Regions from separate parts of the Homo sapiens genome. Here region 1 is linked to region 2. A link is a loop called in an ENCODE intact Hi-C map of the cell type or tissue named here. Cell type or tissue: endothelial cell of umbilical vein. All regions are shown on one strand. Each heading gives the region's core, and the rest is flanking DNA. Links, peaks and the distances in the headings are about the cores only.

Region 1 (8,748 bases), core at 312-8,311, 82 kb before region 2:
GCTGGGATTACAGGCATGCGCCACCATGCCCAGCTACATTTTGTATTTTTAGTAGGGATGGGGTTTCACCATGTTGGCCAGGCTGGTCTCAAACTCCTGACCTCAAGTGATTTGCCCACCACAGCCTAACAGCTTGTGGTTTGGTATCATATTTAAGAAATCCATCCCTGTTCCAGTACATAGATATTCATTCTTTCTTTTTGGTTTGTTCATTCTACTACTGTTATGGCTGGGATTGCAACACAAGGTTGAATAAAGGAGTGATAGCAGGCATTTACATGTTGTTCCATTTAAAAAGACTTAAATTTCCACCACTAAGTATAAAGTTTGCTGTAGATCTTTGATAAGTATTCTTTATCAGGTTTAAAAGTTGTCGTTTATTCATATTATGCCAGATGTTTTGACATTGTCGAACCTTTCTATTGCATCCTTTTTCTTACGTTTAACTCCTTTCTGCTCTTATATTTATTATTTCTTTTATGTCCTGTTTTGGAAACTTATAACAGATTGCTTAATTTTCTTCACTGAATTCTAGGGTCAATAATTTTCAACATCTTCCCTTGTTTTTAGTAAAGACTATAAATTTCTCTCCAAGAATGATTTTTGTTGTGCCCTAAAAATTTTGAAAAACACTTTCATTGTATTTCATCTCAAAATATTTTCTAACTTTCATTATGAAATCTTCTTTGAGCCATGACTTACTTAAATACACAGTTTTTAATGTCTGAATGTATAGAAACGTTTAGCTACCTTTGTTATTGATTTTTAACCTAATTGCATCATGTTCAAAAACATAATCTAAATTTTAATAATTCCTGAAATTGTTAAGGTTGGTTTACGCCCTAATATATGGTCAACTGTCATTAATATACCATTTGTGCTCAAGAAGAATGTCATTTTTTAATTTTGGAATGCAGGGTTTTTTAATGTATTCATTACCTGGATCAAGCTTGAAAATTACTTATATCTTTTAGATGCTACAATTTTTTGTCTACTCGACATCAGTAAATAGGAAACAAAAGATGTTAAAGTAATCCAAAATAGTGGTAGGTTTGTCAATTATTCTTATAATTTGTCAGTTTTCACTTTTTGTTTCAGCATCAATGTGCCTGTTTTAAGATTATTAATTGTATGTTATTGTTATGTAATTACACTCTTCACCTTAATGTTAACGTTTTTTGTATTAAAATCTATTTTGTCTGATATTAATAAATTCACTAGTTTTATTCTGATTAGTATTTTTCTAGTATTTCTTTTTCACATCCTTTTACTTTCAACATTTTATGCCCTCGTGTTAAAATATTCTCTTAAAAATGACATACAGCTGACTTATTTATCTATTTAATTACTTATTTATGTAGTCAATCTCTGTCTGAATAAGTAAGCTTATTTTAATTCCTGAGTTGATTGATTGAGTTTTTCTGCCAGAGTATAAGTCCCTGAGACATGGAAATCTCTGTCTGTTCACCATAGGCTTAAATAGTGCCTGACAAATAGTAAGTGCTAAATAGATCTTTGTCGATTTCTGTGTTATGTTTGGTTATTTCTGCCATATTATAGGCTTTAGTCCACATGCTTTTCCCCCCTCCTAACCTGCCTTCTCTCATATTCTTCAAGATTTCTTTTATTCATTTTTTCTTTATTTACAATAACATTAAATGTTATTGTAAACATAGACATCTTAACAAAATCGTAGTTTCATGATTATCAACTGAGCAAGATAAAGGTCATAGAATACTTTAACGAAAATCACCCCCTAATATTATACATAATATATTTTTATTCTAACCTGATATTTTCCCTGACACCATCCTTAAATTAATTATTATGGTCATAAATGTGTTTACATAATCAACATTTATCTATAATTATTATATACACATGTCTACCAATTTTTTCTCGCATTTCAGTTCTTCTGAATTTTATTTCCTTCTTTCTAAAGTGCATCCTTTGGAAGTTCCCAAAGTGAGAGTCTGTTGGAAGTATACTCCCTTCATTTCTGATTGTCTAAAATGTCTCTAATTCACCCTAGTTCTTAGATAACAGTTCAACAGGTTATAAATTTCTAATCTAAAATATTGGTGCCTTGAAGATATTATTTCACTGTCTTCTGACTTGTGTCATTGCTGTTGGGAAGTCAGATCTCATTCCTTTGTAGATAATCTTCTTTTATCTCTGATGCTTTTAAGATCATGTCTTCATTTGAAGTTCTACAGTTTAACTACAGATGTGTCCAGGAATAATTTTTTTTTCTTAACCTGCTTGGTCACTGTGTTCACAATCTAAGGGGTCAAGTCTTTCATAAATTCTGAAAAACTGCAATCCGTTTCCTTTTTAATACTTTAGTCCCTGATTCTTTCTATTCTCTCATTCAAGAATTTTAACTGGACATTTGTTACTTTTATTTATTCTACCCTCCAGATCATTGAGGCTGCTTATTAAATTGTCCATGTTCTCCATGTCTTTGTCTGCTTCATTTTGAAATTTTCTCAGATCTGCATTCTCATCCTTCCTTTAGCTCTGTCTAGATCACTCCTTAATAGATTCAAGATTTTCATTCCAGTAATTGTTTTTCCACTCCTAGAAGTTCTCTTGAGATCTTTTTTTTATGTAATTTGCTTATTTTATTTTTATTTTTATCTTTTGAGATGGAGTCTCTCTCTGTCACCCAGGCTGGAGTGCTGTGGCATGATCTCGGCTCACTGCAACCTCCGCCTCCCGGGTTCAAGCAATTCTCCTGCCTCAGCCTCCCGAGTAGCTGTGATTACAGGCACGTGCCACCACGCCCAGCTAATTTTTTGTATGCTAGTAGAGACAAGGTTTCTCCATGTTGCCCAGGCTGGTCTGTCCTGAGCTCAGACAATCCGCCTGCCTCAGCCTCCCAAAGTGCTAAGATTACAGGCATAAGCCACTGCACCCAGCCCTTTTGTTAAATTTAACATTTATTTTAAGTTCAGAGGTACATGTTCAAGTTATATAGGTAAACTTGTCTTATGGGGCCCCAGTGTGTGTTTTTCCCTTCTATGTGTCCATGTGTTTAAAATCTTTTTCAAGGCAACTTTTAAAAACCTAGTTTTATTCTTGTGATTTTTATTATATTTAGTACTTTACACACGTTTTATATTTTGTATCTAATAGTGCTATTTCTCAAGATTTCGGAAAGCTAATTCTGCTATTTGTTGTTTTGCCATCTCTGGGATATTTTCTCAAAAACCAATCAATTCTCCCATTCTCCAAAACCAACTGGATGTCCAAAGATTCAATTCAATTCTGATAACTATCCACATAGAGTTAGTGTCAGGTTCCACAAGTTGAAGGCTTCAGTATGACAAAACTGTGCCCATTTTAGATACCAGTTGCAATACTTCTGATCAACCAGCTACAAATCAGGAATTTTCACAACCCCCTCGTCATGTTCAGTAATTTGTTCGCTGAGCTCAGGAAAATGCTTGCTTGTACTGGTGTATTATAAGGGATATCACTCAGGAACAGCCAAATGGAAGAGATGCACAGAGCAAGATAGTAGGGGTGAGAGATGTGGAGCCTCCAGGCCCTCTTTGGTATGCCATTCTCCCTGCACCATGATGTGTTCACCAACCTGGTAGGTCTCCAAACCCCAACTTTTATGGGTTTTTATGGATTTTTCATTATATAGGCATCCTTGTTTAAATTATTGGTCATTGGTGATTAACTCAGTCTCCAGCATCTCTCCTCTCTCCAGAGGTGGGGGAGGCATGAAGCTGAACATTCCAAGCCTCTAATCACATAGTTGGTTTCTTTGGCAAATTGCCCTCATCCTGAAGCTATCTAAGGGCCCAGCAAGAGTCACCTCATTAGCATATACTCAGATAGGGTTGAAAGGGGCTTGTTATGAATAGCAACAGATGCTCCTATCACTCAGGAAATTTCAGTCATTTTAGAAGCTGTGTCAGGAACTGGGGACAAAGACCAAATATTATTTTAAAAGGACATTACTCTTAGCCCTTGCATTTCTATATTCTTTCAGTGTAATCGTAGTCTGTGTTAGGGCTTCACCAACAAATTTTGCTACCATAGTGCATGATGCTTCCGTGTCAAAAAATTCCATAACCTTTTCTTCACCACATTTTACCTATTCATTTGCATAAGATTTTGGGTTTGCAGCCAGGGGTCAAGCTAAGAGACTCTGGCCCTTTTGTCAATAATTATTTTGATTAGTCTGCCTGTCTATTGCCCCAAATGACTACAGACCAGGTTTCTCATTGTAATATTTGCCTTCCAGCTTTTTAAAATCCCCACACTTTTATGAACCAAACTGGGGTTCACTTGCTTGGTACATTATGACCAGATATTTACATCAAGGTTTATAGTAGGAGAAAGAAAGGCTTTATTTGCAGGGCACCAAGCAAGAAGGATCAGGCAGCTAACGCGTAAGTTCCAAACTCCCCGACGTATTGCAGGCAACAGTTTTTAAAGGCAAGGGTAAATTTTAGGAAGGCAGAAGTTATAAGCAAAATCATAATGCATGGAGAGTATACATTGGTTTTGGCCTAAAAGGGCAGGATATCTTGAAGCGGGGGCTCCCGGGTCATAAGTAGATTTAAAGACTTTTTAATTTCTAATTGGTTAACAAATAGAAGCTTTCTTTTAAAATTTGAGGTCAGCAGAAAAGAATGTTAGCTCTGGCATGTGGGTGTGACTTCCTCCAGACCCCTCAGGAAGACATTTAGAACCAAGAATCATGGTTAGAGTTCAGTCCTCAGTTCTCCTTTATCTGAGGTTTATATGCCAGGGGATCCATTTGTTGCGGGGGGGTGGGGGGGTCTGGATCTCTGAAAAACAACTCAGAGACGTATATTAAGATGTTATTTTTAGGTTTTATAGGAGAACCAAACTTTCTGTGATTCTAACTTTTTTGGCTATTGTTTTAAGCTATTACTATATTTTTGCTTATCAAGTTATTTATTTACTTTACTTTTCAGGGCTACCTAGGTGCCTGAAACTTTTTTTGAAGAAACTCAAGATATTTTTCTCATTTTCACACTTAAGGAGGCCCGCAGACTCCAAAGAGGGGGTCTCTGCTCTGTCTTAACATTGGGGTAAATAGAACTTGTTAGAGGCGCTTTATTATTGAGGGACTGGCAGAGGATCCCTTTGGTCCACCCAACCTTGTATAGTGCTGTATTAAGACTTTTGTTTCATCCTCGTCAATGTCCATCTATTTATCCCATTTCTTAATAACCATCTAAAGCTTTCCACCTGCAGAGGTGAGTCCTTTGACTCTCTCCTTCTTCCCTATTGTTTGCTCCTATCAATGTTTGCTGTATTCACCCCATTTCTTAATAACCACTTAACAATTTCCAAATCACGGGGACAAGTCCTTCGCCTCTCCCTTTTACCTCTCCTCATTCTCTTGTTAAATAATCTAATGTTTTTATAGCATCTGTAAGACCCATGAAGGGAAGCTGAGAAAGCAAATTTCATAAGAACTGTTGCTCCATTTTGCAACAGTTAAGTTACATGGGGCACCAATTTACCATAACCTGGGTAATGGGCATATTTAGTGGATAAATATCCTGCTTATTATGAAGCCAATCTTACGTGGCTTGCATATGAAACATATCAGCTGCTTCATCTGAGATTTCCCACTTGTCATTTATAGGGGGATCTGTTTACCCCCCTTCTCAGGATAAACAGATCTTATAGTCACTTTTATTTAGTTCACCAGGCTGGCTGTTCTTTCAGGAATAACTTGCTGTCTGTCTGGATGATGTATACCCGTCTGCAATGGTTCCATAGTGAGCAGTGGATCCTATATCCACCCAAACATGCCTTCCTACTCTACAAAATTGAAAAACAGTTACTTTTTTTTAAGTTAGTCATTCTTACAATGCATTTTAGTAAAGGAAGCTGATGACACTGATCTACAAAATAAAATATACCCCCTGGGTATATATATTTACACTCTACCCCCTAGTTTTAGTAGTTTCTCGGTTTTGCCCACCCCTCAATGTGGACCACCTTCTTAGTAATCAGAGATCTTAAAGGTACTCTCAGTTGTTCCTGCATAATTTCCTCCCTTGAGAGACTTTGGGTGCTAGTGACTGAAGTTCAGCTCAACTGAAATCTGTGCTTGGTTCAGCATTGAAGTTTAACCTGGAAGTCATTTTTAATTTCATTTTAGCTCTTACAGATAATAATAGCCAAGGGATTGTATATTTTATTTTTTTCTATTAGTTTGTATTACCCTATGTATTCAGCAAACCAAAAGGCTGGGAATCAGATTCACCGCTAAATTCCATTGGTAACTTTTACATTTAATAACTAACTGAAGCACAGCTGCTGCTCCATACCATGAATAACCAATCAAAGGTTCCTCCTCCCTCACCATTTCATCCTTTCTCTCCCCAAACCACATGCTTCTGTGAGTCAGGGCCATTCTAGCAAATCCCACCTCTGATACCAGTTCTGAAGTGATTTTTTTTTCTCACAATATTCTGATGTCAAATGTGTAGGGTTTTCCACATCACTATTTCTCTAGCTTTCTGACACTAACTAGGTGTTCGATATTGCAATTCAATTCTGACACTAACTACCTGGAAACCCTGTAGGTTAAAGGCTCAGTCCCATAGCACTGCCCTCCACTTTAGATACCAGTTATAATAATCCCAGCACTTTGGGAGGCTGAAGCAGGTGGATCACTTGAGGTCAGGAGTTTGAGTCCAGCCTGGCCAGTATGGTGAAACCCTATCTCTACTAAAAATACAAAAAAAATTAGCTGGCCATAGTGGCCCATGCCTGTAGTCCCAGCTACCTGGGAGGCTGAGGCAGGAGAATGGCTTGAACCCAGAAGGCAGAGGTTGCAGTAAGCCGAGATCACGCCATTGCATGCCAGTCTGGTCGACAGAGCAAGGCTCTGTCTCAAAAAAAATAAATAAATAAAAAATAAGTAAATAAATAAATAAAGTCCCAGGCCTCCTATACTTCTGACCAAGCAACTATAAATCAAGAGTTCCCATAATCCCCTTCTCAGATTTGATAATTTGCTAGACCAACTCACAAAACTCGGGACTTACCATTTAGCAACATAATAGCAACAAAATACCATAAGAGCAACAAAAACAGTGAATGCAGTAACAGCAAGTAAAGGATACAACTTAGAAACAGCCAAATGAAAGAGAAGCATGTATAGAGAAATGCATGACAGAAGAGGGAGGGTACACAGAGCTTTCATATCTTTTCTGAGAATATCACCCTCCTATAACTTCAATGTGTTCACCAACCCAGAAGTTCTCCAAGCCCTGCTGTTGAGAAGCTTTTATTGAGATTTCATTATGTAGGCATGATTGATTAAATAATTGACTATTAGTGATTAACTCAGTCTTTACTCCCTATTTCCTCCCTGGAGGTTGGTTGGTTTTTCTAGTGACCAGCCCCATCCTGAAGCTATTATAGGCCTTCCAAATGTTGCCTCATTAGAACAAAAGACACTCCTATCATCCTTATCAAATTCAGGTAATTCTAAAGGTCTTAGGAGCTTTGTGCCAGAAACTAGGAAGAAAGACCAAATATCTTTCTATGATACCACACCACCTCTCACTCATTGAAAATTGTATCTTTGTGTGTTTTTCCACTCTTATGTGTAAGATGTAAGCCATTATTCAGTGGGGCTTGATCTGTGAGAATCCTGTGCAGTCTAGGGTTATTTTGCATCCTTCCCCAGAGGATTTTCTTTTTCTTTTTCCATACCATAGAATGTTACCAATCAGAGCAGTTTATTCCTAGACATGAGAGTTCCTAAACTACCCAGGTAGCATAAACTCAAACCTTAACCCACATGCCTATAGTGAAAATTCCCAGAGGAAAAAAAAATTCTAGTCTAGGCCCCAAACAAGTCAAACAAGTTTATTCTCCCTTTGTCAATCATTCAAATTTTTATCTCTATCATTTTACTGATACCCCGATTTCACCTTAATTTAATAATGTACCATGCTGTATTATAATTGACTGTGTACTTATGTACTACAGGCACCAAATAGTAAACAACACCATGCCCTCTATTATCTTACCTTTTCCTTCTAACGTCTGACTTATATTTGTAAATTCTTGCAAGAAGAGCCTAAAAATATTTGTCAAGTAAATTAGGTAATCAAATTATTTATCAAAATTATATATCTTACTAAGCTTATTTCTAATATTTTATGTTTTTTCTATTATGGATCAAACCATTGTTTACAATATACTGCATATTTTATCATATCTACATATTTTGGGTTTTTTAATCTTACATGGTTTGTTGTTTGTGTGTTTGTTTGAGATGGGGTCTCAAACAATGGCTATTTTTGAGTGGCTATTCGCAGGTGTGCTCACAGCACATTACATCATTGAACTCCTGGCCTCAAGCAATCCTCACACCTCAACCTTCTAAGTAGGTAGGACTATTGACACGTACCACCATGTCAAGCTTTAAATCTTACACGTTTGTATTGAGTTTTATATATTTTCTTTTTTGATACCTTAGTGAACTCTTGTCTATACTAACTGATTTTCAGTTTATCCTCTTGGATTTTCTACAACCATCTATTATTAAGTAATAATACGGTGGTCTCTTTACTTCCAATGTTTATATCTCTCATTTTTATTTCAGGTCTTATTACTTTGTCCTAAAGTTCCAAAGCCGTAGATAATAATAATAGTGGTCAAAAACAGTTATTTTGTTTCTGAGGTTAACAGGAATAAAACAGATTAAAAGTTGTTTCATCACAACCA
Region 2 (8,748 bases), core at 370-8,369:
CTGAGGTGAGAAAATACATTCAGGGGGCAGTTCATTCAGCCAAAGCATAGAAGGTCAACTGGGGAGTAGTAAGAAATCAAATTAGAATGCCATCAAAGATCAACAACAAAGGATCTCAAAATCTAGGTTACAGAATTTAAACTTGATTTAGTAGATAGTTGTATGTCCCTACTATGTTGTTCAAGTAAATATAAACATCTTTCACCCACCCATAATTGATATACTTAGATTCTTACATTCCACAAATCTCTAAATAATCTTTCATCAGCTGTGCTGACTTTAAGGTGCCTGATTCCTGGCATTCATCCTCTTGTAAGTCCCTCAGCAACCAAACTGCTCAAGATGATCCCACATTTCCCAACTTTTGGAAAACTAAACATCTTTAGTCTTTAGCTACCTTAGCTTTTCAAACCTCGGAGCTTCCTCAAAAAGATGAAGTAGAAAAGTCTAGCTACTCTCACTTGTGCAGGGTAGTGCATGAATGAGTTATCTTAGTTAGCCAGGGCTGCCATAACAAAGCATCATGGCTGGGTGGCTCAAACAACTGAAATTTATTTTCTCTCAACTTTGGAGGCTGAAAGTCTGAGATCAAGGTGTCAGCAGGGTTGGTTTCTGCTGAGACCTCTCTCCTTGGCTTGTAGATGGCTGCCTTCTCCCTGTGTTCTCACATGGTCTTCCCTACGTGTGCTCCTGGTGTCTCTTCCTCTTCTTTCTTTTTTTTTAGATGGAGTCTCGCTCTCTTACCCAGGCTGGAGTCCAGTGGTGCGATCTCGGCTCACTGCAACCTCTGCCTCGTGGGTTCAAGCAATCTCCCTGCCTCAGTAGCTGGTATTACAGGCACCTGCCACCACCCCTGGCTAATTTTTGTATTTTTTAGTAGAGATGGGGTTTCGCCATGTTGGCCAGGCTGGTCTTGAACTCCTGACCTCAGGTGATCCGCCTGCCTTGGCCTCCCAAAGTGCTGGGATTACAGGTGTGAGCCACCGCACCCGGCCTCTCTTCCTGTTCTTAAAAGGACCAAGTCATATTGGATTAAGGCCCACCCATATGATCTCATTTAATTATCTCTTTAAAGACCCTAGCTCCAAATGCAGCCACATTCTGAGGTACTGAGGGCTAGGACTTTAACATATGAATTGAGGGGGATGGGTCAGTGGGGAACAGTCCAGCCCATAACATTATTAAGCAAAAGAAAGGGAAGTTAAGGTTTTTGACATATCAAGAATTTTGGGAAGATCTCTTCTGAGCCCTACTCTCCACTTTCTTCTCACTGAAAGTGTCTGGGAAGAGAGTCAGAGGAAGAGTGGAGGCCGATGTGTCTGCGCTCCAGGCCACACACATGCACACCTAGTGTCTTTCTCAAAGCATCTGGGCCTCTTACTACCTTGAAGTATGCGCAGGTGCTTGCAAGAGGCCTAGGTGCTTTTGAGAAAGACACTGTGAGATTGTGCACTTCTGGAGAACATTTCCAGAATTTTATTCATGTCCATACCCCTAGCACTTAGCCTCTGGCCTAACACAAAACAGGCACCCAGTCAATGGTAGTTGAAGTGAGTGAGGGAAGGGAGGAGAGAAAGGAGACGGGAAGTGTCAGCAAGATGATGGGGCCAGGGCTTTGGCACTGAGACATGCAAGGCTTCCTTTACTTAGGTGCTGCCGGCCTCCATGGTTAGATTTTGAGCTTAAAAAGACCATAATCTAGAATCATCTTTATATTCTTCCAGACAAAATGCCTAACATAGAATCAAGCACACACTGAACATTCAATGTATGTACATTAAATTGAATTTCCTCAGTGAAGTGAATCTTTCTTTCACTTTTAGGGAGGATGTGTAGATAAGTCATACTTTTAAAAATCCACAGGTTTTTGTAGATGAGTCATTCCTAAATACAAGACTATAATGAGTTTATTATTATTATTATTACTATTATTATCATTACTACTATTTCTACCTCTTGTGCACCAGAATACTTAAAGATCCCATGGGTAAAGGAGACCAGAGTCTTTGAAAGACTCAAAACTAAAGCAACTTGCCTTCACCTTCTCTCCACCACACTACCAAGAATTAATTACCTACTTTGGGGGAATGAACAGAAGCATTATTCCATGTAGAATGGGAAAACCAGGCCCTCCGGACTCAGAGGGCTTCAAAGCTGAGCCTGCTAAGCTGCATCAACTTGAGGAGGATTTAAATCCTTTACCCTGCTTTCTCTGTCAGTAGTGAGTCACAGTTAGATGAGAAGGTGGTCTGGCAATGACAGGAAGCATCTTGCATGAGGTTAGTTGACATAATCTACTCTAGATACACAAACTCTAAAGATGGCGGTCATATCTCTGGTGTTAGCACACTTTTGAATTATTATTTAAAACAGGCATTATAGATTAGAAAAAAAAGCCTTTGTTTAAAAACAGATGATTTCTCTTAATTTCTAGGGAAATTAGAAATGCTCTAATGCTGCTGCTGATAGAATTAACTTCTCCTATTAATATATTACAGGGTTGATGCTGTGTCATTTATGCATTATAAAAACCCCAAAATCCTCAAGCACTCTGAACAGTAACAACCCGAGCAAACTGAGCCTGAGAGAGCTCCTTGGTCCATGTCCCTCATCATGTTCCACTTCCCCTCTTCTTCTCTGCACCGAGCCCTCTCTAAGGCAGTCACCCATGTAAAGAATGCAGAAGCCCCACAAAGGCAATGTGTTCTTTCCCTTTGTAACAATGGAATCTTAAACTGTTACCCAAACCTAGCAGCACACCAGTTTTAAAGATCTTCAGCACACTTCGTAAGTGGTAATCAGGACATAGGAATTCACTGATTAATTCAACAAAGTTTTCTTGAGCATCTACGTTATGCCAAGGGTTGTGCTTTCAGAGGTACTGGTCGGAGTCCATCACCACGAGTCTGTGGCCACCCCACTGTGGCTCAGACCTCACATACACAAAGGGCCAGTGTAGTCCCATCAAACATAGGTTTGTAAAGTCTTCCCAAAGACACAGTGACTAGACTGAAACAACATGTTCTTCATAGTGCCTATAGTACACTTTGAAATAGGGTTTTTAAAATCAATCTTGTTACTATCTTGTGAAAAGTTTATTTATAGTACACTGTATTTTGGTGTTAAAAGAAATAATTGATCATATATATACATATACAAACACACACATATTTTTTAATACAGCACAGTTTTTAATCCTATTTTGACATTTCTCCATTTGTATATACACTGGGTGCTTCAATACATGGAAATGGTCCAAGCCTCTCTGAGAATATAAAATAATAAAGATAACATGAAACCATGGTGATGATGCTTAAATCATTTCAAAATAACAATTACTATCCTTTTCTTTTAAATCTCCACTAGAGATTTCTTACTGACTCTTTTTATAGTGGCCTGATGGCATTTCACTGTGGTTTGAAATTGTATTCTGCTTCACTTTAAATCCCTCCTGCATCAGTTTCACTCCATTCTTTCTTGAGCTATTGGTGTAAATGAAGAACTTACTTACCGTCATTTATACTGGCTATTTCTTACCTTTTTGCAGTGTATGTGGACAGAGTACTTTGCTCATCATGGGTGCTGAACAAATGTTACTCAAATTTAACCAATCAAGTCAAGCTAATCAATATACAAAAAAAAAAAAAAAAAAAAAGAAACTATTGGCTATTGAACAAACTACTTCTTCCAAAACATTTCATGTATATTATTTCACAACATATCTGTTGTTTTTATTTTCTCTGATTATACGGCTGTAGAAATTGAGTCTCAGAAAGGCTAAGTAATTCATCTCCAAGGTCACACAGCTAATGAATTACAGGGTTGGAACTTATGCCCAAGCCAATCTGTCCTCAAAAGCTATGTTTTTGGCTCTAGCCTAGGCAATGTCTCACCTTTGCTTTTGGGGCAGGATTTGGCTGCCTTTAATTGCCAACAGACTCCACATGTATTTTCTAATGAAAACAATTCTTAAACTATGAGCAACTCTACAGGAAATTTGAAAAAATAAAGAGCAAATTTGGAGAGGTCAGAGCTTTGAAATTTTTTTCCATCATATTTCCTGAAAGTAATTGTTCAGGAAGATAAGGTTGTACTTTCCAGTAAAGCTGTGACAGTCCCAGAAATGCTGACTCACTTGTAATGGAATGTCATTCCTGGAACCATGTCCCATATAAAGTGGCCTGTCAGAGTTCTAGTAGAGATAAAAGGGCCTCGCTGGTCATGGCGCCTCTCCCCGCCACTGCAGCCAGCATGTTCACAAGACACCTTCTGTCTGCTTGATGCTTACATGATAAGCCTGTGTTAAAGATGCCAACACTTCTCAAGTTGCATTTGAAAATATATAGCTACCAAGGCATTTGTTTCATTTAAAATGAACAAGATTTAGAAATAATAATTTATTTTAATGTATCTTTAATACTTTAGCATTTCATTTTTGGACTACTTTGCCCTGCTTCATTTCCTTGACACTCACTTCCATAGAGTTCTGTCCCACTAACATACAGAACAGAAAGCAGAGCTCTGGCCAACTCTGTCTCTCCAAAACCACCTGTCCAATAGTTTTTGCTCTCCTTCCTGGGACAAGCTTTTGAAAGATTCATTTCCACTCTATTACTTAGTGTCTCCTTTATCCTCTGCCTTCAACTCACTACAAGAAAATGGTCCCATTCATGCACCTCCAAAGAGTCATATTAAATGGATGTTTTAATTCCTTTTTCTAGTTGGTCTCTGCAATATTTGATACCAATCACCATTCTCTCATCTTTCTTTTTGAGACCGAGTCTCGCTCTGTTGCCCAGGCTGGAGTGCAGTGGCACGATCTTGGCTCACTGCAATCTCCTCCTCCCAGGTTCAAGCAATTCTCCTGCCTCAGCCTCCCAAGTAGCTGGGATTACAGGCATGTGCCACCATGCCCAGCTAATTTTTTTGGTATTTTTAGTAGAGACAGGGTTTCACCATATTGGCCAGGCTGGTCTCGATCTCCTGACCTTGTGATTCACCCGCTTCAGCTTCCCAAAGTGCTGGGATTATGGGCGGGAGCCACTGCGCCCGGCCTCATCTTTCATATAAAAGATGAAACTTTTATATTTCTTGACTTCCTTAGTACCATTCTCTTCTCATTTTCCTCCTATTTATTTGGCCAATCCTTCTTGTTTTCAATTCATATACCATTTATATCATTCATCCTTTTTTCTCTTGCATCTTAAATATTAATTGTCCAAAGGATCCTGCTTCTGCACTTTTAACTCTACATTTTCCCTGGGTGACCTCATTCTCAAGACTTCAAATGTCCCCCTTACTTGGTGTCTGCCAAATACTGAAATCATCATGAAGGCAAGGATCACCACTAATATTGGTCTGGAGTATAGTAAATGACTAATACATGTTTATTAAACACATTAGATATCTATTTCCAGCCCAGGTCTCCTTCCTGAATCCCAGATAGCAGATATGTACTTCTGTACATGTGTGTATAAATATCTACCTGTTGGATCACTCCACTTGGTGTCCTGCAGACATCTCACATTAACTTATTCAAAAGTAGCTGATTTTTCACTGGCCCTGAACTTCTTTTTTATCTTTGGTTTTCTATTTTGGTAAATGGAACTGTGAAAATCAGAACCCTGGAAGCTGTCTTTATGTCTTTCTTTTCACCGACATACCCTTCTTCCATGTCCAGTTATTCATCAAATCCATTTCTTTTTCTCTTGTAAACCTTTCCAATCTATCCTCTCTACTCCATGCACTCACACTGCCACAACTTTAGTTCAGAGCTTCTTCATTGGGCTACTATCAGAGCCTCCTAACTGGTCTCACTATCTTCACTCTCTCTCCAGCTCCTGAACACCCCAGTGCATCCTCTGCACTGCTGTCAGAATGCTTTTTTTCTGAAAACAAATTCAATCGTTTTCATGAAAGACTCAATGCAAACGCGATTGTAGCCTTGTAGCAGAATTCAGACAATCTTCTAATGGGAAACAGACCTGGGTCAGAAGCACCCTAGATTCTTGTATTCTGTTCATGCTAAGGCAGTGGTGCTTGTGCCCTATTTCTAACCAATATACTTATCTTGAATAGTACTTATTTCACTAATTTAAAATTATTACTAGCATCCCTCAGGCTGGTTAATAAACCCTCTAGTGCTAATTGTGATTGCTGAGAGTTAAACATTTAGAGTAGCTACCTGATTAGAGTCTTTCAAATGCTAACTAATCTCCCCTAGAGTGTGTATTTCTGATTAGGGTTCTTCAAATATTAGCAAGGTGCCCCTGGAGGTAAGTTAAACTAACTAAACACACACATATGTGTCATACTTTCTATGCTGAATGATATTGAACTAAATTACAGAAAACACAATGCCTTATTTTATGGGTCCCCACATGCATGCCTGATCTGCCTACTGGGTAATTAAGCACTGAAGAATAGATATACAACAAATGTTCTGTTAATGAAAAAATAAATTATTTTACTAATTCATTAGTTATAAGGACAAAGACTCTTGATGGGGAATCAGAATTCATTTCATCAATACAAGCTTCAAACTTCCATTTCTCTGGCAGTAGCTAATATTAATCTGAATCTTATAAAACTGCCTTCATTACAGTTCAAAAAAGACACAAATATTGGCAGTTTTATATAGTTCAGTCTTCAATGATGCTTCCAAGCCACCTTCAAACACACAAAGAGAAATTCGGTTAAAGCACTTGTAAGAATGAAGTTCTATCCAAATGCTTCATAACGAGGCCCTGCGAGGAGAAGCAGATACCTACCTCTCAGTGTTGCCAGCGCCCTCAACCTTATTAATATTCTTAATCATTCAACAGGGGGTGGAGTTGCTGTGAAGTTGTCTCAGATCAATTAAATCTTGGGAGCTTCTGAAGTGACATTCAGATTCGTGGGAAGGTGAAAGAAAATCAATTTTTCCTTTTCAGTTTCCAGGTGTCCACAGATTTCCTGGTGTGAATAGTGAACTCTCATTTCCAACACAAAGGCAAAGATGGCCTCTCCTTTCAGGGCCATGGGCTGATTGCTGAGGTGATGCAGGGAAGAATGGGAGCCCCAGGGATCTTGCCTTGCCATTACTGACACTGACACAAAAAGAACTATTTATTTCAGGAGTTAGAAAAAGGAAGGGACAGAATTCCTATTTCACCAATCCTTGAAGTAAAATTACCTTGAGAATTTAGCCTTCAAACAAGGGGGAGAACACAAGCCTTCATTATCCAGCCAACACGTGAAGGGAAGAAATGCTTTTTGAGGAAGAATGTCATTTCAGAGGGGGAAGAGGAAGGAAAGATGAGTCAAAGTTGGGCAAAGTGAATTCCAGCATTTAGCTAGCAATCACCCCTAAACTGCCAGACTAAGCTACTGTAGTTCCTGAATGGCTGAGTCAAAGCAAAAGAGCAGGTAATTAGACAACAAGCACTAGAGCGTTGAGAAGCTTCACATTTCCAGGGTTTGCACTGAGAGCAAACTGGATATATGTGCTATGCTTTTAATATATTCTGCATCCTAATTACCAATCAGGGCTGATTTGTCAGTCATCCTACCTATAATGCATAAAGCACTGGAACATAGAAAAAAAATCAAGTTCAGAAAATCAATTATGCTTATATTTACATTCCCTCAAGACAGAAGCGTTACAAAAACTGCCGAAATATTGCCTATCTCTTTACAAAGGAGCGGAAAGGAAGGGTGAGATTGCAATTCAATGTAATGAATAAATCGCTGGCTGTTTGGGGAAAGGTACAATAGCTGAATATTTATGAGACTGGTGATAGAAAATGCATCTTAGATGGTCAGCAACTGTGGAAATATTTTACCATTTTTAAAGAGCATAGGAACAAGTACATGCTCAAAAAATTCTCAAAAAATTTAGAATCATCTTTTACATATAGAGAGCTAACAGAAGACGTTTTAAAATTCAGCCTTTTTATTGGATAGTGGTTGCTAGCAAGGGAATTTTTCCTCATTCTCAAATAGCCACGAGTGTAACACTACACTCAGATGAGAGGCGGTGTATAACTTCCTTCTAGCCTTCTCAAGATGGTAGACTAAACTCATTCTGTGTCTCCCCTTTTTCAGTTCATGTTCAGTCTTCAACCAAAGCACCTGCATTCCATTATCACCAGTCCACCGAACCCAGTTCTGCCAAGGTCCCCAAAGATCTCTTAATTTCAAATTCATTCTGTGAGATGGAAGAATGAGACTAAGAAAATAAAAGTGCAATTCATTGCCTATTTCCCAATACTCATCTTAACAAACATCCCTGTGGTTGTTGACACTTCTCCCCTCTCCTGGAAACCCTCTCATTCTTGGTTTCTGAGGTTTTCACTCTTCATTATCCCTCTGCCTCTCTGGTCATCCCATTTGTATCTCTTTTTTGGACTTTTCTTTATCTGCATGTATCTTAAATATTGGTACTCCTCACTTCAGCCTGCACATTTTCTTTGAGTGATGTTCACTACTATCTCTACGGCATTAATTGCCACTGGCAGGCTAAAGATACCTAAATCTTCACCTCTTGTTCAGATCTGGTACTTGAGCCTCAGGTTCAACATCCAACTTCCAGACAGACATCTCCACCTAAAGATTCATCAACATTTTATACACAATATGTCCAAAATGGAAGTGATTACCCCTCCCTGACTTCCAACCCTGCTCTTCCTCTTGCTCTCCCTTTGCTGTTTGCTGCTTGCCATAGGCAGCCTCTGAGAGAGTCCCCAGTAAATCCCTTGTGCAACCCCC

Evidence for each region. Hi-C counts contacts between places; a loop is a spot of excess contacts. Peaks named below come from ENCODE experiments on the same cell type or tissue, not always from the same donor. Only the 100,000 strongest peaks of a DNase experiment are listed, where the experiment ranks them.
Region 1: a loop joins it to region 2, with 2.6 times the contacts of the local background. A loop is called at or near these places in 1 of 110 quality-filtered maps.

The regions. Positions count from the first base shown.
Region 1 is chr3:172,934,880-172,943,627 of GRCh38, reverse strand. All of the region lies in intron 6 of SPATA16 (spermatogenesis associated 16), which reads left to right. Among named protein-coding and RNA genes, the nearest start is that of ECT2, 190 kb to the right of the region's middle. In endothelial cell of umbilical vein, for the core only: no CTCF peak of the experiment used is centred there; a DNase peak (open chromatin) is centred at 3,797; H3K27ac peaks cover 1,407 bases.
Region 2 is chr3:172,852,721-172,861,468 of GRCh38, reverse strand. No RefSeq gene overlaps it. Among named protein-coding and RNA genes, the nearest start is that of ECT2, 110 kb to the right of the region's middle. RefSeq lists enhancers at 1-210, 6,587-7,094, 7,095-7,603 and a silencer at 7,176-7,470. In endothelial cell of umbilical vein, for the core only: no CTCF peak of the experiment used is centred there; DNase peaks (open chromatin) are centred at 2,228 and 4,068; H3K27ac peaks cover 1,915 bases.